Regions from separate parts of the Homo sapiens genome. Here region 1 is linked to region 2. A link is an interaction called in ENCODE POLR2A ChIA-PET data of the cell type or tissue named here. Cell type or tissue: CD4-positive, alpha-beta T cell. All regions are shown on one strand.

Evidence for each region. ChIA-PET counts read pairs that join two places held together with the same protein. Peaks named below come from ENCODE experiments on the same cell type or tissue, not always from the same donor. Only the 100,000 strongest peaks of a DNase experiment are listed, where the experiment ranks them.
Region 1: POLR2A ChIA-PET joins it to region 2 with 11 read pairs; 1 of 35 experiments calls an interaction of 5 or more read pairs at or near these places.

The regions. Positions count from the first base shown.
Region 1 is chr20:59,398,985-59,402,984 of GRCh38, reverse strand. No RefSeq gene overlaps it. Among named protein-coding and RNA genes, the nearest start is that of EDN3, 100 kb to the right of the region's middle. In CD4-positive, alpha-beta T cell, no CTCF peak of the experiment used is centred here; no DNase peak of the experiment used is centred here; H3K4me3 peaks cover 33 bases; H3K27me3 peaks cover 1,864 bases.
Region 2 is chr20:59,173,504-59,177,503 of GRCh38, reverse strand. The region is part of intron 1 of ZNF831 (zinc finger protein 831); the gene reads right to left. Among named protein-coding and RNA genes, the nearest start is that of ZNF831, 12 kb to the right of the region's middle. In CD4-positive, alpha-beta T cell, no CTCF peak of the experiment used is centred here; a DNase peak (open chromatin) is centred at 2,283; H3K27ac peaks cover 967 bases.

The DNA of each region.
Region 1 (4,000 bases), 230 kb before region 2:
TTCTGCTGGTGGGAAAAAGCAATAAACTATGATTTTTCCACCAGAGGGAGAGAGAGACAGAGGCAGAGAGAGAGAAAGATTGATTTTTCTTCTTGGAGAAAGCACACACAAGCACGTGTTTTCCTGTGTGCGGGGAGAGACAGAGCAACAGGCAGGGCCGTGTGCACACACCCGTAACATGTGCTACCTGGGGAGTGAGCAGGTACTTATGTTTTCCTAATGTGGTGTGTGTTTCTTGGCTGTGGCAGGGGAAACGTTTCCAAGAGGGAAAGAGAGAAAGAAGAAGAGAAAGAAAAAAAGAGGGAGGGCATTTTCTGCCTGTAACATACACGTATACATAATTTTCTGCAAGCTACAAAATAGTGTTTTTCAAGTGGTGCACACACACTTCCCTAGAGAATGGGAGACATATTTGCTTAGCAGGGGAGCCCGGTGAAGAGACGTGTGTGTGTGTGTGTGTGTGTGTGTGTGCGCGCGCGTGTGTGTCTGTACTGTGTGTGTGAGAGAGAGAGAGGGGAGACAGTGAGAGGGAAAGACAGTGAGAGAAAGAGAAGAATTTTGTTCCCACTTGGAAAAATCACATACGTATTTTTCTGCTTACAGGGAGACAAATCCACACAGAGAGACATTTTTGCTTATAACCACACACCTATGAATGCACACAGAGTTTTCTTCTTTTCCAACGTGTGTTTTTCATATTTTGTGTGTGCTTTCTTGGGGAGAGGGGAGTTATGTTGCCCGGTGATGAAAAGCTTTAGAGAGAGACTTTTCTGAGAGGGAAAAAGAACATTTTCTGCCTGGAGACACATGTATTTCTGTGAGCCGAGAATTTCAAAAGTGTTGGTATTTCAGGTGGTGCATACTTAGTGAGAAAACAGACATTCTGCCTGAGATTGTGTGTGTGTGTGTGTGTGTGTGTGTGTGCCAGTGCACCTCACGTACATGTTTTCCCGCAGAGAAAAAGATGCGTATATTTTTCTGCCTGCAGGAAGAGATAGACTAACAAAGTGAGGGTTTTTTTCCCACTACACACGTGCACACAAACACACACACACACTTTTCTAAGTGTGGAAAGACGGTGAGAGTAGGTTGTTATTTTTTAGGGAAGAATGTATTTCTGCCCAGTGAGTTTTGAAAAGTGACTTTTCTGAGTGAAGATTAAGAATATTGTTATTTGCCTGGAAACAAGCAAGCACATAATTTTCTGCAAGCCCAGAAATAGTGTTTGTTTGCTTGTTTTTCAGGTAGTACATAGAGAAGAGCCACATGTCTGTGTGTGTGTGTGTGTGTGTGTGTGTGTGTGTGTGTGTGTGTTGGCGTATTTTTTCTTTCTGGAAAAAAAAGAACATGTATTTTTTTGCTTGCAGGGAGGCAGCTCAACATGGAGAGACTTTCATCGGCTTGTACCCACAAACACACACACACAAAAACAAACACACAACCACAACCACAAACACACATTTTCCTTCTTGTTGTGTGTGTGTATGTGAGAGAGAAAGAGAGATTTCTGCCCAGTGACAAACCTTTAGAGAGAGACTTTTCTGAGAGACAGAGAATATTTTCTACCTGGAAACATATTTTTCTGAGGGCTGGGGATTGGAAAGTGCTGGTTATTTCAGATGGTAAATACTTAGAAAACAAAGACATTCTGCGTGTGTGTGTGTGTGTGTGCACATGTGTGTACATCTGTGTATATAAGAGAGAGATAGACAGAAAAACAGACAGTAGTTTTTCTGCCTGGAAAAAAAAGATACGTGGTTTTTTGGCTTGCAAAAAAAAAAAACAGACCAAAAGGGAACAGTTTTTCTCACACACACACACACAATTTTCCAATATGAAAAGGAAGTCAGAGTGGGAGTGATCGTCTTCTCTAAAGTGTTTTTCTTGGGGAGGGGAATCATTTCTCCCAGTGAGAAAGTGCTCTGGAGGAAGCAATTTAGGAGGAAAAAAAATCATTTTCTGTCTGGAGACACACACACACAGATTTTCATAAGCTGAGAATTAGAAGAAAAAGAAGTGATTTTTAAGTGGTGACACTTGATGGGCAGGGGGAAGGTTTCTGCCTACGCACGCGCGTGTGTGTGTGTGTGCGCAGACATGGAAAGGCTGACAGGATGTGTACTGACGTGCACACAGTGCTCTTCTGGTTGTGAGTGTGTGCGCGCCTGCTGACTGGTGTGAGTGTGTGTGTGTGCAGGGGAGGGCACGGCAGGTTGTTCAGCCTAGTGACAGAGCACTTTAGACATTTCTCAGGGAGCAACAGTATTTTCTAACTGGAGATAAAGGATTTCTCAAGAGCCAAGAATTGGATAATGACCTTTCAGGTGGTGCAAAGTTATTGAGAGAAGGGGAAACACGTGTGTGTGTGTGTGTGTGTGTGTGTGTGTGTGTGTGTGTGTGTGTGATTTTTCTACCTAGAAAAAGACACATTTGTTTGCAGAAAGAGATGAACCAACGGACATTTTTTTGGCCACGTACATGAGAGTGTGTGCAGGTGCACACACACAGACTTTGCTCAGTGTGAAAAGGGCGGGCGAGTGTGAGTGGGCTTTTCTCTGGTGCGGGAGAGAGTAGAGGGCAGCTTCAGGGACAGACATTTGAGTGAGACAGATCATTTTCTGCCCGTAAACAGACACAAAATATTCCAAGAACTGAGAAATCATGTTCTAGGTGGTGAAGCCTTAGTGAGAATTGGAGAAAGGTGTGTGTGTGTGTGTGTGTGTGTATGTGTGTGTTATCTGAATTGTGTTTTCTTGGGGGCCCTTTCTGGGTGAGAGAATGTCTTGTGCCTGAAGACAGACACAAATTGGCAATTGCTCATGAGCCAAGAACTGCAGGGAATGAGCATCGTGTGCTGGAGGCGGTGCACCCTGGGGCCGGCAAGGGGGACATTTCTGTCCCAAGTGCCGTGTATTCGTGTGTGTGTGTGTGTGTGCGTGTGTGTGTGTGTGTGTGTTGGAAAGACAGGGTTTTTTTTCTATCTGGAAAAAGATAGGTCTCTTTGAGCTCACAGAAAGCCTCAAACCAGACACGTTTTGGTTTTTTGCACAAGCAGGCACACATGCAGGATTCTCTCAGTGTGGAAAGAGTAACATGTGCGTGTGAGTTACTCAGTTGCGCCTTTTACTAATGGTGGAGGTCGTTTCTGCCTCATTACAGGTAGCTTAGGATGGAGCCTTTTCTGAGTGAAAGGGAAAAAACATTTTCTATCTGGAGGTGCACACAGACTGTTCTGAGGGCCAGGTACCAAGAGGAAATAGAGCTTGTTTTTCTGGTGCAAACTGAGGCCTTTCTGCATGAGTGTGTGCGTATCCGAGTGAGCTTGCACGTGTCCAAAATCGTTTTTTCTGCCTGGAAAATGGCACACACGTTCTCCTGTGTACGGAGAGATCACGGGCCAGAGCACAGAGGTTTGGTTTTGGTTTGTTTTGCTTGTTTTTCCTGCGCAGTGCATACACACACACGGATTTCTGAGTGTGGGAAGAGGGAGAGTGAGTTTCTCTCATTGTGTGTTTTTCTCTCCTAGAGATAAGGGCCTCCGAGAGAGACTTTCCTCATTGACAGACACGTTGTCTCTGAAGACAAGCAATGCCGGCAGGTTTCTGGAAACTGAGAAAGAGTGCCTGGGCTTTCCAGGGGTGCACCTTTCCTGAAGGAAGGAAAGACATTTTGCCTGTGTGTGCATGCATGTGGTATGTGTGTGGTACGTATGTGTGTTGTGTGCATGAATGTGCATGCGTGTTTTCAAAACAGATTTTTCTGCCTGATACAGATTTTCCTGCCCTCGGGAAGAGCAAACAACTCACAGACAGCGACTCTCTGCTGCCCATACCCAGACACACACGAGTCTCCGAGGTGGAAAGGCGGGGGCTGTGGTCAGGGGCTTTCTCCAAGGGGATTGCTTAGCTGGGGATGGCGTCGCTGCTGCTGGTGATGAGGAGCTAGTGAGAGAGACCCCCAGAGACTCCTGCTAGGCAGCTTTCTGCCAGTCCAAACGCAG
Region 2 (4,000 bases):
CATGCTGGTACCTGGGGTAAGAGTGTTTCCTGCAATGCAAAGGCCAATGGATGCAAACAGCCAGTGCAAAGGCCCTGAGGTGGGAATGTGCCTGGCATGTTTGCGGCATGACACACTGAATCAGAGGAACTGCACCCACAGACGCTAGCCTGCTCAACAATATTTTTTTAAATTCTTTCTGGGCAAGTATACTATTTCCCTGGGCTTTTGTTTCCTCATCTGCAAAATGGAGAGAACAATGTCTGGGTACCTAATGACCTGAAATTATGGATACTAGGGATGCCATGCTTAATTAAATGACAAGACGCCTGTCTTGATTACTGCTGTGACTGTTACTCTCCTCCACGGCAAATGGAGAAAGCAAAGCCTAAAGCTTTATTGCTGGACAGAAGACAAGGCCAGCACAAGGATGAGAACTGCCATCCAGAACTGCTCTCCTTCCACCACTGAGGGCCACTTGGAAGGTGACCTCTGCTGGCTGTTGTGTGCCAAGGGCAGATCTTTCCAGTATGGGCCTGGCTGTGTTGGAGGTTTATCTTGATTCCTCGTGGCTTAGAACACAAAATAAAATGTTACATAGCACCACGATTCGTGATTGCCTAGCAGGCTATCAACAGATTTGTTTAGGATGTGAAATAATGAATTCAGAATATTGTATTGATGATGGTTATTCTTTTATATAATTACAATAATTATCCAGGAAAATAGCAAACAGATGCAGTGCTGAATTCAAATAAAGGGTAGGAAGAAGCGTCCCAAATACTGACGTGATTCAGAATATTATATGAGTTAACCCTACCTCTTAAACTGCCCATGTCAGAACTACAAGGTATGGATAGGCACTCTTTATAAATGGACATAATGTACGCACTAAAGCGAAATACACATGCGTGTTACAGTGGGTCTAGGGGGGTTACTCAGAAAAGGTATGTCAGTTAGGACCCAACATGATTCTATGGCTGCAGACTGACAGGTGGCAAGAGATCATGTTCCTCAAATTTCTCCATCTCTCAATGGGATGTATTTTTTTAATTAAGGTACAATTTACATACAGTAAAATGCACCCTCTTTAGTGTACAGTTCTGTGAATTTTGACAAGTAAATACAGTCGTGTAACAACCAACATAATCAAGAAGGCCATCACATCCCCAAATCATGCCTCCCTCTCTGGTCAATCCCTTCCTCCACCTCCAGCCTCTGGCAACCACAGATCTGTTTTCTGTCCCTATAAGTTTGTCTTTTCCAGAATGTCCTATAAATGCAACCACATATTATGCGGCTTTTTTGGTCCAGCTTCTTTCATTCAGGACAATACCTTTGAGAGCCATCCAAGCTGTTGTGTGCTCCAATCATTCATTCCTTTTCCTTGCCAAGTCCTGTTTTACGGTGTGGGTGTGCCACAGTGTGTTAATCCACTCCCTCTTTCTGTGGGAGGCAATAATAAGGCATTCCTAGCTCTTCCAGACAGGGAAATGTCAGTAAAGGCCTGGCAGAAAGCCAGTGCTACTATCCTTCCCAGGAGGTAACAGGGCCTTCCCAATGAGTACCAACAGAGGCTGAGTAGGGAACCTCAACTTCCACTCATCTCTTCCCCAGTCAGAGCAGTAGCAAAGGAAGCCAGCTAACACAGAAGGGTCACTAAACCCAGACTCTCATACCATAATGCCCAAAATGTCCAAGTCTCAATTAAAAATCATTTGTCATACCACGAACCAAGAAGACCTCAAACTGAAAGGAAAAAGACAATGCACAGATGCCAACACCAATATGCAAGAGGTGCTGGGATTCCCTGACAGCTATGAAGCAGCCATCATGAAAATGTTCCCATGAACACTTACAAATATGCTTGAAACAAAGGAAACATAGAAAGCCCCAGCAAAGACATAGAAGATAAAAGAAGAACTACATGGAAATAATAGAAATGAAAAATACTATAATCAAAAATGTAAAAACTCAGTGGATGCCCTCAACAGCAAAATGGACAGGACAGAAAAAAAGAATCGGTGAACTTGAAGATAGGACAATGGAAATTACCCAATCTGAGCAACAGAGAGAAAACAGGATGAAAATTAAAAAAAATAAAAAAAAAATGAACAGCCTCAGGGACCCATGGCACTAACAAAAGGTCTAATATTCCTATCATCAGAGCCTGGGAAGGAGAAGAGAAAGAAGATGAGCTTAAAAAGTGCTCAAATAATGTTCAGGAGCTTCAATTTGGCAGAAGACATAAAGCTACAAGTTCAGGAAGCTGAGAGAACCACCCACCCCCACCCCCACCACCAGGATAAACCCAAAGAAATCCACACCAAAGCACGTCATAGTCAAACTCCTGAACTCTAAAGATAAAAAATATTGAAAGAAGCAAGTGAGAAACAATGCCTTAGCTACAGAAAAAACAATTCTAATGAAAGCAGGTTCTCATCAGAAACTTGGAGGCAAGTAGAAAAGGGTATCACATTTTTCAAGAGCTGATGGAAAGGAAGTGTCAGCCCAAAATTTTATATCCGGTGAAAATATCCTCCTGGAATGAAGGGGAAATCAAGATATTCGCAAATAAATGAAAACAAATAGAATCTGTCACCAGCAGGCCCACCCTCAAAGAATGAAAGTTCTCTAAACAGAAAGGATGTAACAAAAAGAGAAACTTGGAACATCAGGAAGGAAAAAAGAACAATGGAAACAGTAAAAAAGTGGGTAAAAACATTCCCTTTTGAGTTTTTCTTTTTTGTTTTGGGGTGTTTTTTTGTTTGTTTTGTTTTTTGTTTTTTTTGTTTTTGAGACAGGGTCTTGCTTTGTCACCCAGGCTGGAGTGCACATACATTGATCAGTGGTGCGTACATGGATCACTGCAGCCTCAACCTCCTGGGCTCAAGCAATCCTCCTGCCTTGGCATCCCAAAGTCCTGGGATTACAGGCATGAGCCAACACTCCCGAGCAAGTTTTCTTAATCATGTTTGGTGGCTGAAACAAAAATTATAACACTGTCTGATATGGTTCTAAATGTATGTAAAGGAAATATTTAAGATAATTCTAAATGTGAGGGCATAAATGGAGGTGAGATTTCTACTCTTCACTCCAACTGGTAAAATAACGACACCAGCAGACTATGATAAGTTCCATATATATAAAATGTAATACCTAGAGCAACCATTATGCGGTGGTATCTGAGAGAACCAGCCTGAACCGCAGGCTGCAAAAGTGCTCCCTGTGCAGCCTACAGCCTTGGATCAGGGATAATCCATCTGCAGCCTTCCAGACAGGGAAACTAAAGCCGCGTAAAGCCAGCTAGCCTCCCGTGGCCAGGAGTCCACACACAGTGGCCGTTTCCTCTGCAAGCCCCACTTCCTCTATGCATGCCACAAGCTCCAAAGCCTTCTGTCCTGCTGTGCCCAGGCTCCCAGATGCATGCCCACATCTCTGCTTGTGCATGGTCTGCTATCCAGCAGCACCCCAGAGGGTTGTCAGCTGTTTGCCTAGCAACTCCACACAATCTCAAGTCTAGCTGAATCAGCCAACTTCTCTGCTTTCTGGTGGCTAAAATCACAGCTTCTCCAATGAGACCTGAATGCCTTCCAAGTGTGTTGTTTCTTGAGTACTCTCCCTCAATCTTAGGGTACCCTATAGAGTTTCCTTGTACCTAATAGTCACTCTTTCATTGTAACTAATCATTCCTACGCCAAGTTTCCCCTGCATAACCCACTGGGTGGTTTCTGTCTTCTGACTGGGCACAGAAGTCTACAGAATTGTCTCTGGGAATGGTCCCAAGAGATCCCTAATGATGGGATTTAGGGACTAGTGTGGTTGTGCTTTTGGATGTGAGCACAGTGTTGAGCTCCTTGACAATGAGAAATGTGACTCTTGTAACCTGTGAGGTACAAAAGCATCACAATTAATAAAGCCATCACCTGTGGTCAATTGCGGCAAAGTGCCAATTTAGAACATGTGCCTTGGAAGCTCAAGTGGCTTCTGCTCCTGCTGTATGGCAGGAATGATGACCATA